Regions from separate parts of the Homo sapiens genome. Here region 2 is linked to region 1. A link is an interaction called in ENCODE POLR2A ChIA-PET data of the cell type or tissue named here. Cell type or tissue: OCI-LY7. All regions are shown on one strand. Each heading gives the region's core, and the rest is flanking DNA. Links, peaks and the distances in the headings are about the cores only.

Evidence for each region. Peaks named below come from ENCODE experiments on the same cell type or tissue, not always from the same donor. Only the 100,000 strongest peaks of a DNase experiment are listed, where the experiment ranks them.
Region 2: POLR2A ChIA-PET joins it to region 1 with 5 read pairs; 2 of 35 experiments call an interaction of 5 or more read pairs at or near these places.

What each region holds. Positions count from the first base shown.
Region 1 is chr2:70,267,486-70,275,229 of GRCh38, reverse strand. It overlaps PCYOX1 (prenylcysteine oxidase 1), which reads right to left. Exons shown (of 6, transcript NM_016297.4): 4 at 60-271. Among named protein-coding and RNA genes, the nearest start is that of PCYOX1, 13 kb to the right of the region's middle. In OCI-LY7, for the core only: no CTCF peak of the experiment used is centred there; a DNase peak (open chromatin) is centred at 4,649.
Region 2 is chr2:69,679,157-69,686,900 of GRCh38, reverse strand. It overlaps a transcript of ANXA4 not described here. Among named protein-coding and RNA genes, the nearest start is that of AAK1, 39 kb to the right of the region's middle. In OCI-LY7, for the core only: no CTCF peak of the experiment used is centred there; no DNase peak of the experiment used is centred there.

The sequences.
Region 1 (7,744 bases), core at 1,841-6,840:
AGCATCAGGTAAGCCCCTCTGTGAACTAATGTCCACCACTGTTTCAAGCCCTGGCTTACCCACAAAGGCATTGATGTCCGTGCTTTGGCCATAATTGACCCTCATAACAGGAGCAATCATTTCATTGAGGAACTTCTCAGAAAAGCCGGCCTTTTGCAAGGTTTCAAGAAGTGTTCGATTAAGCATTCCAAGGAAGTCATCTCCTCCTAGAGCATGAAGTAATTTTTCGACACTACTGAAGGCATAGTCATGAGACTGGTAGCGGTAGATCCTTTGGAAAAGAAGAGAAATCCATTAAATACCAAACAAGATGTGGGGAAGGGGATGTATAAAGAAGGGAAGTGGCGTCATAAGAATCAAACTGACATCTAGGTGCAGTGGCTCACGCCTATAATCCCCACACTTTGGGAGGCAGAGGTGGGCAGGTCACCTGAGGTCAGGAGTTCAAGACCAGCCTGGCCAACATGGCAAAACCCCAGCTTTACTAAAAATACAAAAATTAACCAGGCATAGTGGTGTATGCCTGTGGTCCCAGCTACTTGGGAGGCTGAGGCAGGAGGACTGCTTGAGCCCCGGAATTCAAGGCCGCAGTGAACTGTGATAATGCCGCTGCACTCCAGCCTGGGCCAGACAGTGACAGTGTCTCTTAAAAAAAAAAAAAGAAAAAAAAAAAGAAAAGAAACTAAGGAAGAAAGAAAGAAGAAGAAAAAGGAAAAATAAAAAGTAGAAGTAAGGCCAGGCGCGGTGGTTTCATGCCTGTAATCCTAGCTCTTTGGAAGGCCAAGGCAGGCAGATCACTAGGTCAGGAGTTTGAGACCAGCCTGACCAACATGGTGAAACCCCGTCTCTACTAAAAATACAAAAATTAGCTGGGCCTGGTGGCGCACGCCTGTAATCCCAGCTATTCAGGAGGCTGAGGCAGGAGAATCGCTTCAACCCAGAAAGCGGAGGTTGCAGTGAGCCGAGATCACACCGCTGCACTCCAGCCTGGGCAACAGAGCGAGACTCCATCTCAAAAAAAAAAAAAAAAAAAAGTAGAAGTAAAATACTTTGTCTAAAGGCCACATGGCAAGTATAAGGCTCAATCACAACTTGCCCACTCTGCTGTCAATCACCCACACATGCACAGTCTCCACTGGAGCACACCTGACCCATTCACTGGTCTCTAAATTTGCCCTACATGCTGTATCCCCACCAGTGCACAAGCTCTTCCCTCCAACCTGAATACACTTCCCATTCCTAACCATGGAACATCTATTCTTCCTTAACAGAACTTGAATCCCACCTTCTCTGAAAAGTCTTGCTCAACTTCCCAGTCCACAGTTATATCATCTCCAGAAGCCTCATAAAACTTAGCACCAATGCCACTCATTCAACAATTAGATGCTTTCTATTATTTTTTAGAAAACATCACTTGACCAAAAAGAAAAATATCACCCAACACTTCTCTGCATTTTATGGATTTAAAACAACATTCACATAAATTAGTGCATTCAGTAATTCAAACACAATTTTTCATGTTGCAAATAGTACAAAGATGGAAAACAGGCTTAAGTTTGGGATAAGTAATACGGGGTTTATCTCTTATTCCCTTAAGGGGCTTATAGTTAGGGATAAGTAATAAGGCACATGCAGAGATAAGTATATGAAAATAAGAAATTAAGAGCCAAGGAAAGATCCCTATCACTGATCATGGAAGGGAAACTTTCACATCAAGTTTTTCTCTCAAAATGTACTATATTTTTTTACAGAACAAGGGACAGTATTATAACCATTTCAGTATTACCTACTAAAAGCATAGTAGTAGTATAAGTGTACAAAATGTTAAACACATTTTTATTGGAAAAACTGATTCGATATCTATGCCAAAACTGAGAAACTAAATACCTTCTAACCATAGCATTTGGGTCCCAGTCTTTAGGAGACTGGAAAAAGTAGGATGGAAACACTGAATTCTTCAGAAAAATAATAGCCTGGATATCTCATATCCAAAGAAGAGTGATCTTTGGCTAATGGTCAACATGAGAAAATAACAGTCAATTAAATAAGCTACTAATGATGCTATAAAAAACATATTCCCCAACTGCTCCTGCCAGAGCTGCAACCTCACTCAAGCAAGTCTCCCTGGGAGGGGGCGGGGTGGCAGCGGTGAGATGAAACTATATACACAATATAAACAGAGAGCACTCTAATTGTTTCATGATACAACTAATCGTATTAGAATAAATACACTGCTGGGTATGGTGGCTCATGCCTGTAATCCTAGCACTTTGGGAGGCAAAGTGGGGCAGCATCACTTGAGGTCAGTAGTTTGAGACCGCCTGGCCAACATGGTGAAACCCCATCTCTACTAAAAATACAAAAATTATCCAGGTGTGGTGGTGCATGCCTGTAATCCCAGCTACTCAGGTGGCTGAGGCATGAGAATTGCTTGACCCAGGAGACAGAGGTTGCAGTAAGTCAAGATCACACCACTGCACTACACCCTGGATGACAGAGCAAGACTCCATCTCAAAAAAATAATAATAATAAATGAAAAAACAGAATAAATACTACTAAAAAACAGCACCCAGGTGAGGCAGCATGCACCTGTAGTCACAGCTACTCAAGAGGCTGAGGTGGGAGGATCACTTAAGCCCAGGGGCACAAGGCTGTAGTACATTATGGTTGCACCTGTGAACAGCCAGCCAATATACTCCAGCCTGGGTGACAGAGTAAGACAGGAGGATACCTTGAGGCCAGGAGTTCAAGACTAGCCTGGGCAACATAGCAAGACTCTGTCTGTACACAAAATGTAAAAATTAGCCAGGCGCAGTGGTTCATGCCTGTAATCCCAGCACTTTGGGAGGCTGAGGCGGGCAGATCGCTTGAGGTCAGGAGTTTGAGACCAGCCTGGCCAACATAGCGAAACCCCACCTCTACTAAAAATACAAAAATTAACTGGGCATGGTGGCGCATGCCTGTAATACCAGCTACTTGGGAGGTGGAGGCAGGAGAATCGCTTGAACCTGGGAGGTAGAGGTTGCAGTGAGCCGAGATCGTGCCACTGCACTCTAGCCTTGGTGACAGAGTGAAACTCCCTCTCAAAAAAAAAAAAAAAAAAATTAAAAATTAGCCAGGCTCCTATATAATAGATTGATCATGCACCATATCCACAGGAGGTTGGAAAAACCATGCCATTTTCTGGAATTTAAGGGTGTTGCATTATTTCATCAATCATTTGTTGACAAAAAAGAAAAACTAAAAAATAAATTTAAAATGTGAACCTTCAGGTATTGAGTAACACCTTTATCTTGGTATAGAACTGATACTTTTTTTTTATTTTGAAATATCTGATAATAATTTGGAATGAAGTAAGGTTCTGTTAAAGAAAATATATTTGAAGACCCTTTAAAGCAGTGAATCTGAAACAATTTTCACACCCTTAAGTGGTTGATACGTACCTATTTTTAGGTATTTTGAGGTATTTACCATAAACTAAATTTAGAAATTTTTTAGATTCACTTGAAGTAAACATTACAAACATTGGATACGGTGGGGTTTTCTTTAGATTTTACTTGAGAGAAGGTGAGTACAAAGCAATTTGCAGTTGTTGTAATGACAAGATTACTGCGCAAGTGTGAATCCAAACAGTATAGCTTTTAAATTTTAAAGCATTTGGTAAATTATCGCTGAGTTTTTTTCTGTTGCCAATAGCAAACTGCTTTTCCATTAATGGAGAATTCACGCCTTTCAAGCATTTTAAATATGACAATATTTATAAATGTATGGTTTGGAGGAATCGTTTAAATTCTCTTTCCTAATTTTCTTTCTTTTGAAGATAGATTCTTTCAACAAGTAATTTGTAGTAATGACTGTGTTGACTTCAATTTTGGAGCGCAGTAGCTATGTTAAAGATGAACTATTTGGTCTCATTGAAGCCAACACAGAACTTGCTGCTGTGTTTTTTCTTCAGTGATAAATAAAATACTTACAGAAAAAAAAAAAAAAAAAAATTAGCCAGGCATGGTGAGGCATGCCTGTAGTCCCAGCTATTCAGGAAGCTGAGGCATGAGGATCACTTCAGCCCCGCTGGTTGAGGCTGCAGTGAGCTGTGATCACACCACTGCACTCCATCCAGCTTGGGCAACAGAGTGAGACCTTGTCTTAAAAAAAACAAAAACAAAAACAAAAAAATAATAATTTTTAAAAAAATATAACTGGGGCCAGGCACAGTGGCTCACGCCTGTAATCCCAGCACTTTGGGAGGCCAAGACAGGTGGATCACCTGAGGTCAGGAGTTCGAGACCAGCCTGACCAACATGGAGAAACCCTGTCTCTACTAAAAATACAAAATTAGCCGGGCGTAGTGGTGCAGTGGCACAGTGAGCCAAGGTGAGCCGAGGAGAGCCAAGATCGTGCCACTGCACTCCAGCCTGGGCAACAGAGACAGACTCCATCTCAAAAGAAAAAAAAAAGGAGAAAATGGTCTGAAAAGAAGACTAGAAATACATGGGGTTAGGAGGGTTGAATTCTAAATAAGACTGTCCAAAAACAAGAGTGGTCAGGAAAAGCCTCACTGAGAAGATGATATAGACCAAAGACCCGAAGGAGATGAGGATGCAAACCAGGCAAACACCTGGGGGAAAATATTTCCGGTAGAGGTAAAAGCAATGCAAAGGTCACATGACAGAAGCTTGCCTGGCACATTCAAGAAACAATGAAGCCAGAGCAGCTGAAGCAGAGTGATATGGGAGAACCGGGAGTGGTACAGCCAGAAATGTTACTGGGGAGAGGAAACTTCCAGAATGGCAGAGGAAGGACCTCTGGAAATCTGCTCCTCCATAAAAGCTATGAGAATACTGCCAAAAATGATCAACATTGACTCTTTCAGAGCTCTGCAGATAAACCAAAGCCTTTCCAAGTCCAAGGAGTATTTATTCAAGAAAAATGTCTGGCAGGCATGGTGGCTCACACCTGTAATCCCAGCACTCTGGGAAGCTGAGCCAGGCGGATCACTTGAGGTCAGGAGTTCAAGACCAGCCTGCCCAACATGGTGAAACACCATCTGTACCAAAAATATAAAAAATTAGCCAGGTGTGGTGGCACACGCCTGTAATCCCAGCTATTCAGGAGGCTGAGGCAGGAGAATCGCTTGAACCCAGGAGATGGAGGTTGCAGTGAGCCAAGATCGCACCATTGCACTCCAGCCTGGGCGACAAGAGGGAGACTCCGTCGAAAGAAAGAAAGAAAGAGAAAAAGAGAGAGAGAAAAAAAAATAAAAAATAAAACCAGCACCCTTCCAACTGCAATGTGAAACTAGCAAGCTAGAAGCCACTGGAGAGAACACAACGAGTTTGTAGCTCCCAAAAAGCACTATCCTCAGAGAACTGTCAATATTTGACCTATCTGGCAGCTCCGAAAAAGCTCTATCCTGAAGGCTTGTCTTTATTCGACCTGATTCAAAGTTCACTCTATGCAACAGCCCCATCCTGAGGGCACGTGTCCACGTGTCAAAAAAAAAATCTGTGGCAATTGTTTAACATCACAGATGCCGGAGGCTATGACATCAATAGAGACTACAAGAGGCTGACCAAAAAAACTTTTTAAAAAAGGCCGGGTGCAGTGGCTCACGCCTGTAATCCCAGCACATTGGGAGGCACAGGCTGGAGGATCACTTGAGGTTAGGAGTTCGAGACCAGCCTGGCCATCATGGCGAAAACCCATCTCTACTAAAAACACAAAAAATTAGCCAGGGTTGGTGGTGCATGCCTGTAGTCCCACCTACTCAGGAGGCTGAGGCACAAGAATTGCTTGAACCCGGGAGGCAGAGGTTGCAGTGAGCCGAGATAGCGCCACTGAACTCCAGCCTGGGCAACAGAGCGAGACTCTGTCTCAAAAAAAAAAAAAAAAAAATTAGCTGGGCATGGTAGTGCACATCTGTAGTCCCAGCCACTCAAGGGGCCTGAGGTTGGAGAATTGCTTGAGCCTGGGAGGCAGAGGTTGCTGTGAACATACTACACTCTAGCCTGGGCAACAGAGTAAAACATCATCTGAAAAAAAAAAAAAAACAGACACACAGATCCTTGAAACAAATAAGAAAACCCAGAAATAAACCTTCATGAATATGATCAAATGATCTTGACAGAACTGAAATACATAGTTCAACAATAATGGAGACTTCAATATCCCATTTTCAATAATGGACAGTTACTGAAAATGACAACAGTGTATTAGTTCACCAAGACTGCCATAACACAGTACCAAAGACTGGATGGCTTAAACAAAAAAAGTTTTATTTCTTATAGTTCTGTAGGCCAAAAGTCCAAGATCAAGGTGTGGATGCATTCGGTTTCTTCTGAGGCCTATTTCCTTGGCTTGCAGATGGCCACCTTCTTGCTGTGTCCTCACATGGTCTTTGTGTGTTTCTTCTGTGTCCCAATTTTTTTTTTTTTTTTTCTGAGACAGAGTTTCACGCTTGTTGCCCAGGCTGGAGTGCAATGGCTCACTGCAACCTCTGCCGCCCAGGTTCAAGTGATTCTCTTGCCTCAGCCTTCCTGAGTAGCTGGGATTACAAGCATGCACCACCACGCCCAGCTAATTTTTTGTATTTTTAGTAGAGAAGGGGTTTCACCATGTTGGTCAGGCTGGTCTCGAACTCCCAACCTCAGGTGATCTGCCCGCCTTGGCCTCCTTTCTGTGTCCTAATCTTAAGGACACCCATCAAATTGTTTTAGGGTCTACGCTAAAGACCTCATTTTAACTTAATCACATATTTAAAGGCCCTACATACATATGCAGTCACATTCTGAGTACTGGGTGGCTAGTGTTTCAACCTATGAATTTTGGGGAAAACAAATTTAAAAGTAAGGGATGAGAGCACAGAATCCTGTCATGTCTTCTCAGTCACAAAACAGATTTTGGCTATAAATCTCTATTAATGAAATAGCCACTGAAGGTTTCTGAGTTAGTGGAGTGATGTGATGAGCCTTAGATTTTAAAGAACTACTTTGGCTGCTAACCTGAGAACAAATGGTAGCAATATAACAGTAATGGCAGATGATTTAGGAGGTGTCTTGGTTTTCCACTGCTGCTATAACAAATTACCACAAACTTAGTGGCTTAAAACAACACAAATTTACGGCCGGGTGCAGTGGCTCACACCTGTAATCCCAGCACTTTGGGAGGCTGAGGCGGGTGGATCACGAGGTCAGGAGTGCAAGACCTGCCTGGCCAAGATGGTGAAACCCCATCTCTACTAAAAATACAAAAATTAGCCGGGCATGGTGGTGGGCGCCTGTGATCCCAACTACTCGGGAGGCTGAGGCAGAGAACTGCTTGAACCCAGGAGGCGGAGGCTGCAGTGAGCCAAGATTGTGCCACTGCACTCCAGCCTGGGTGACAGAGCAAGACTCTGTCTCAAAACAAAAAACAGCTCTCCCTCTCCCCCTCCCCCTCCCCCTCTCCCTCTCCACGGTCTCCCTCTGATGCCGAGCCAAGGCTGGACTGTACTGCTGCCATCTCGACTCACTGCAACCTCCCTGCCTGATTCTCCTGCTTCAGCCTGCCAAGTGCCTGGGATTGCAGGCGCGCGCCGCCACGCCTGACTGGTTTTCGTATTTTTTGGTGGAGACGGGGTTTCACCGTGTTGGCCGGGCTGGTCTCCAGTTCCTGACCATGAGTGATCTGCCAGCCTCGGCCTCCCGAGGTGCCAGGATTGCAGACGGAGTGTCGCTCACTCAGTGCTCAATGTTGCCCAGGCTGG
Region 2 (7,744 bases), core at 1,275-6,274, 590 kb after region 1:
TTATCACCTCCCTTCTACCAGTGACTGCATTTCTGGTTACCATGGTCCAGAGCCCATGTGCACAAACTTGCAAGAGCTGATAGTTAAATGTTCAAGAATTTTCTGAGCTAGTTGTAAAATGCAGTTCTAATTAAAAGTTAAATTATGCTGGGCAAGGTGGTTAACGTCTGTAATCCCAGCCCTCTGGGAGGCCAAGTCCAGAGGATTGCTTGAGCCCAGGAGTTCAAACCAGTCTGGGCAGTATAGTGAGACCCCGTTTCTACAAAAAATTTAAAAAAGTATTAGCCAAGCATGGTGGGGCACGTCTGTGGTCTCAGCTATCCAAGAGGCTGAGGTGGGAGGAGCGCTTGAGCCTGGGAGATTGAGGCTGCAGTGAGCTGAGATCACGCCACCGTACTCCAGCCTGGGTAACAGAGCAAGACCCTGTCTCAGGCCAGGTGCGGTGGCTCACGCCTGTAATTCCAGCACTTTGGGCAGATCACGAGGTCAAGAGTTTGAAACCATCCTGGCCAAAATGGTGGAACCCCATCTCTACTAAAAATACAAAAATTAGCTGGGTGTGGTGGCACGTGCCTGTAGTCCCAGCTACTTGGGAGGCTGAGGTAGGAGAATTGCTTGAACCCAGGAGGCAGAGGTTGCAGTGAGAAGAGATCACGCCATTGCACTCCAGCCTGGGCGACAGAGCCAGACTCTGTCTCAAAAACAAAACAAAACAAAACAAAACAAGACCCTGTCTCGAAAATAATAATAATAATTTTAAAAATTAAAGTTAAATTACATAAGCCTACAATTAGATATATTAAAAACAAAGGTAATAAGTAATTAAAATACTACTTCCTAGTAATTTTACTGTGTTTAATTATTATCTCTCCTCTTGAGGTTAATCACATCTACTGCATCTGTGTGGTGGAAATACCACATAATGGCATGCTATCACACATCTCTTCCAACCTCTGAGTTCAGTGCCACAAAGTCAGTACCTTGAAACTGGCCAAGGTGAGAGTATTTACACTACAGAGATTGGTCAGAGCTATAAATCAAGGTCCCTCCCTCTCTCCGCCCCCAACCCAGGGCCAGTTGTTAAATATTTACCACACCACTGGATACAGCCTAAAATCTTAGTTTTTTTGGCAACCACGTTACACTTCTGACTCATATTGAGTTAAGGCTCTTAGTTACCGTTAAAGCAAGTATTGCTTATTCTCACTGATAGATTTAATTCCTTAGACCTCATATTAATCACCCTTAAATTTCATCCTTTTAGATTCAACCTAGGAATTTTCGTTCTGCCATTCAAGTATTCATCATACCCTCTAACTTCATGTTGCCTATAAATCTGATGAGCACACCTTCTGTATATTTATTCTGAAAGCATTTATGAGGAGACAGTGAAGGACAGACACAGCCTGGGACTCACCACTGCATGCTTCTTTACAGTTTGTTAGCCAGCACCTGTGCGTACAATTGACTGGTTTCTAATTCATTCAGTGTGCCACAATTCAGTTTATATCTCTCTGTCTTGTCCAAAAGAATATCATGAAAAAAAAACTTTATTAAATGTCTAACTGATAACAAAATATTCTATATGTATGGGCATTCCCTGAGGTACTGGGCTGGTAACTCTGTCAAAGCCAAGAGATAAATTAGCCCTGACTTGTTTTTAGTGAACTCATCTGGATCTTAATCATTCCTTTTTTATCTAGTGCCTGAAACTGTTCCTCTAATAATCCCCCCTTCTAGACTCTGGCCTGAGATTGAGGTTACAGACCATTATCTACATTTTTTTCTGGCTCTGCTTTCTCTTTCTGAAAATCAGAATACTCCACTGTTACCAGTCTTCTGGAATCTCTCCTATTCTCTATGATGCCCCAAATATCCCTGACGATTGTTGGTGATCCCACAACAATGTTTTCTCAAGACCCAAAGACATCATTCTTCAAAACTGGGGACTTGAAATCACTTGGAGCAGCTTTGGGCTCTTTCTCACTCTATTATTCCATCTTGGGCTTCTATCTTCGCTTACCAAAGTTTATGCTCTTTCTCTATTTCTCCTCACCTTACTGATAACATGTGGAGAAAAAATGTCCTTGTCCCGAAAGTTAGAAGCAGAAGAGAATTGAAGATCTCTGTTTTCTCTATGTCCCCCATTGACAGTGGCCCTACATTTTACCTGATGGGGTTTTTTTTTCTCTTTCTTTCTTTTTTTTTTTTTTTTGAGACAGTCTTGCTCTGTTGCCCAGGCTGGAGTACAGTGGCACAAACATGGCTCACTACAGTCTCAACCTCCTGGTTTCAAGTAATCCTCCCACTGGAACCTCCTGAGTAGCTGGGACTACAGGTGCACACCACCCCACCATGCCTGGATAATTTTTGTATTTTTTGTAGAGATGGGATCTCACCATGTTGCCTAGGCTCATCTTATAGGCATGAGCCACTGCACTCGACCATACCTGGTGTCATTCCTCAAACTTTACTACAAAGACTGTAACACCCAAATTATATCCATCACATAATCTGATAGTTTCAGAATAATGTGAACTTATTTGGAGCTTTAGCCTTTCTGACGCAACTGTGTCCCATGTACATTCGGGCAGATGTAATGGCAATTTGATGGTAGGATAGATATTTGATAAGAGATTCCTTTCATGAGTTGTGACACCACATCCTTGTTTGAATTTGCAACAAGCTCCCTACTTTCTAAAGTGAAGCATGGTATAGAGTAGTCTTAAGCTTTTCAATTAATTGGACTTGAGAATTTTTCATCTTAAAATTTTTGAGAAAAACTGTTAATACTTCTGAGCTCGCAAATCACAATCAAGGAGATCCACAAAAATGAAATAATTCAGTATATTTAGCAGCTTTTCTCTTTAATTTTACTTAGCTGATCTTTAACATAACACAACTTAAAACAATCAACTCTTGTTATGCTGCATTCTCTTACCTGGAACTCTCTAAGTTGCCCTTATGCATAGTTCCAAAAAAATGTGAACAATGTTTATGGGTTTTAATCCAGAGGCCCTGAGCTAGGAGATATGAAATCTAGGTTCACCACCGCTTTGTTCTGCCATAACCAGCTGTGCAATCTGGGACAAATTCTCTTGCCTTATTTGTTCACATCTAAGTGTTGTCATAAGTTCCATCCAAATTCAAGAGAACAGAGTAGTACATTACCCAGCTATCTTTCTAAGGGCTCTTGGCTGTCTCCATATACTCTCTAGTAGATGTGTGAGTGTGCAGGTATGTATGGAGGGACAGACTGAAAAACAGTCTGAGTTGGGAGTCTTGGTAGGAAGAGGAAAAGGAGGAGGAGGAGGAGGAAGAAGAAGACAGCGCATATCGTTCCTCTTTGGTTTCTCAGAAGAGGTAATTTCAAAACAAAACTAAGCCAACCTATCAAAACAAGATAATGACAAGGGAGAAAGTAAAGGTTTTTGGCCAAATTCATCTCACAATCATTCTTCCTGTCCCCACAAAGCTATCTGAACTGAGATCTTATTAGCAGACTCCATTTCCAGTAAACATCACTCAATTAGAACAAAAACGGGAAGCTCCCACATGTAGCAGCTGGAAAGAGTCCCAGATGCAGGAAGAGGTTTGTATGACATCATCCAGAGTTATGCAGTAGGAGGGTCTGCAGATTAGAAAATATAGCTCACCTAAGAGTTCTTTTCACTGGGAACTTTTAGCCGCATTTAGCAGGCCTGAGTTTGTTAGAATATATGTTTATTGACATATGTGTGTTTATTTAACCCATATGTAGGAATGTATATACTTCTTGGAAATTATTTAAATGCTAAGGAAAACTTTATTCCTGTCTCTCTGTGTGTATAAACACTTAATTAAAAGACCAGAAAAAAATATAGACAAATACTATTATCCTTGTGCATGTAGAAAAATTTTGTTCCTGTTTTAAACAATAACGTGGATATTTTAGTAAAAATGATACATGCTTACTGTAAAATATTAAACAAATTAGAAAAGCACAAAGAAGATCATAAAAATCATCTGACGTCTCAAGACTGAGAAATAAACACTGACAGCATTTTGTTAAGAACTCTCTAGACCTTTCTCATGCCTGGAGATAGATGTTCACTCTTACATGAGTGGCATGTTCTTGATTTGCTGCACTGTATTTCTCCTTACTTCTCAATGATGTCATTCATCTCTTTAAATGTCACCAAATATAGGGATGTAATGTGACTTCTAAGGACCTCATAGTTTTCCATTTTATTTTGTTTATTTCATATTTTCATATACTTAGTCAATTCCACATTAAAAAAATACAGTTGTTGAGAAAGAACTTGTTAAGCTTCAAAAGAACCATTACATAAAGAATGTGAAGTTATATAAAGAAACTCATTTACACAAGAATCTGTTTTAGTTGTCCCTATTCCAAAAGCTTGAAATAGTGTATGTAAACAATGAGGTACTGTAAACATGTAAAAGGGTATCTTTATTATTACTGAACCATTAAATAAAATTAAATGTTTTAAAAAGCAAGGATGAATCATAAAGTAAAACTCAATAGATTCCACAACATAGAAGAAACGTAAAATATCTTAAAGAAAATTTAAAAAAAATTTATTGAAACAAATGGAAATTGACATAGAACGTACGAAAACCTATGGGATACAGCAAAAGCAGTGCTAAGAGGGGAGTTTATATCAATAAACACCTACATCAAAAAAGTAGGAAGATTTCAAATAAATGATCTAAAGATGCCTTCAAGGAACTGGAAAAGCAAGAACGGGCCAGGCATGGTGGCTCACTCCTGTAGTCCCAGCACTTTGGGAGGCTGAATCAGGAGGATGGCTTGAGCCCAGGAGTTTGAGACCAGCTTAGGCAACATACTTAGGCAACATAGGGAGACCCTGTCTCTACAAAACATTAAAAAAGTTTAGCCAGACACAGTGGTGCACAATTGTGGTCCCAGCCACTTAGGATGCTAAAGTGGGAGGTTCACTTGAGCCCAGAGGGTCAAGGCTGGAATAAGCCATCATAGAGCCATTGTACTCCAGCCTGGGCAACAGAGCAAGACCCTGACTCAAAGGAAAAAAAAAAGCAAGAACAATCCAAACCCCAAATTAGTAGAATAAAATTAATAATAAAGATCAGAGCAGAATTAAATGAAATACAGACTTAAAAAACAATACAAAGGATCAATGAAATGAAAAGTTGTCTTTTTGAAAAAGTAAGCAAAATTGATAAATCGCTAGCTAGACTAACCAAGAAAAAGGAGAGAAGACACAAATAAATAAAATCAGAAATGGGCCGGGCACAGAGGCTCATGCCTGTAATCCCAGCACTTTGGAAGGCCCAGGCAGGTGGACCAACATGGTGAAACCCCATTTCTACTAAAAATACCAAAATTAGCTGGATATGGTGGCACGTGCCTGTAATCCCAGCTACTCAGGAGGCTGAGGCAGGAGAATTGCTTGAATCTAGGAGGTGGATATTGCAGTGAGCTGAGATTGCACCACGGCACTCCAGCCTGGGCAACAGAGTGAGACCTTGTTTCAAAAAAAAAAAAAAAATCAGAAATGAAAAAGGAGACATTGTAACTGATGCCACAGAAATACAAAAAATCATCAGAGACTGTTATGAACAACTATACACTAACAAACTGGAAAACCTAGAGGAAATGAACAAATTATTGGACACATACAGCCTACCAAGATTGAATAAGAAAAATATGGAAACCTGAACAGACCAATAATGAGTAATGAAATTAAATCAGTAATAAAAAGTCTCTCAACAAAGAAAAGTCCAGGACCAGATGGCTTCACTGCTGAATTCTACCAAACTTACAAAGAACTAACACCAATTCTTCTCAAACTATTCCAAAAAAGTGAAGAGGAGAGAATTCTTCCTAACTCATTCTATGAGGCCAGCATTATCCTTATACCAAACTAAGACAAGGACCAAACAACAAAAAAAGAAAACTAAGGTCATTATCCCCGATGAACACAGATGCAAAAATCCTCAATGAAATACTAGCAAACTGAATCCAACAGCACATCAAAAAGGTAATACACCATTATTAAGAGAGATTTATCTCAGGGATGTAAGGATGGTTCAACATACGCCAATCAATAAATGTGATACATTACATCAACAGAATGAAGGACAAAAACTATATGATCATCTCAATTGACCCAGAAAAAGCATTTGATAAAATTCAACATACCTTCATGGTAAGAATTCCCAACAAACTAGGCATAGAAGGAACATACCTCAACATACTAAAGGCCATATAGGACAAACCCACAGCTAACATCATACTGAATGGGGAAAAGATGAAAGCCTTTCCCCTAAGAACTGGAACAAGACAAGGATGCCCACTTGCACCACTCCTATTCAACACAGGATTGAAAGTCCTAGCCAGAGCAATCAGGCAAGAGGAAGAAATAAAAGGCATCCAGATTGGAAAAGAGGAAGTCAAATTGTTCCCCTTTGCAGATGACATGATCTTATATCTAGAAAAACCTAAAGGGTGCACCCAAAAACTTTTAGAACTGATAAATGAATTCATTAAATTTGCAGGATACAAAATCAATGTACAAAAATCAGTAGCATTTCTATACACCAATAATGAACTAGCTGAGAAAGAAATCAAGAAGGTAATCCCATTTACAGTAGCTACAAAAGAGAAATGACTAAGAATAAATTTAACCAAGGAAGTGAAAGACTTCTATAAGGGAAACTACAAAATGCTGATGAAAGAAATTGAAGAGGACACAAACAAATGAAAAGACATATTTTGTTCATAGATCAGAAGAATTAACGCTCTTAAAATGACCAAACTACCCAAAGCAATAATCAGATTCAATGCAACTCCTATGAAAAGACCAATGTCATTTTTTACAGAAATAGGGGAAAAAATCCTAAAATTCATGTAGAATCAAAAAAGAGCTTGAAGAGCCAAAGCAATCCTGAGTAAAAAGAACAAAGCAAGAGGCATCACACTACCTGACTTCAAAATATATTACAAGGTTATAGCATAGCAATCAAAGTAGGGTGGTATTGGTATAAAAACAGACACATAGACCACAGAACACAGAATCCGGAAGTAAATCCACTTATTTCCAGCCAACTGATTGTCTACAAAGGTGCCAATAACAGACATTGAGAAAAGGACACCCTCTTCAATAATTGGTGCTTAGAAAATTGGATATGCTTCTACAGAAAAATGAAATTGGAACCCTGTCCATCACCATATGCAAAAATAAACTCAAGATGGAGCAAAGACATAAATATAAGACCTACAACTAAAAGCTACTGGAAGAAAACATAGGGAAAACACTTTAGGACACAGGTGTAGGGCAAGAGTTTATGGCTAAGACCTCAAAAGCACAGAAAAAAACCCCCACAAAAATAAGCAAATAGGACTATATTAAACTAAAAAACTTCTGCACAGCAAAGGAAACAATCAACGAAGTGAAGAGACAACCTGTTTAATAGGAGAAAATGTTTGCAAACTATTCATCCCACAAGGGAATTATATCCAGATTATACAAGGAACTCAAACAACTCAAGTAATCCCACTGAAAAGTGGGCAAAGGAGATGAATAGACATTTCTACAAAAAATAAAAACAAATTAGCCAGGCATGGTGGCACATGCCTGTGGTCCATCTACTTGGGAGGCTGAGGTGGGAGGATCACTTGAGCCCAGGAGGTTGAGGCTGCAATGAGCTGTGATCATGCCACTGTGCCACAGTCTGGGCAACAGAGTGAGACTTTGTC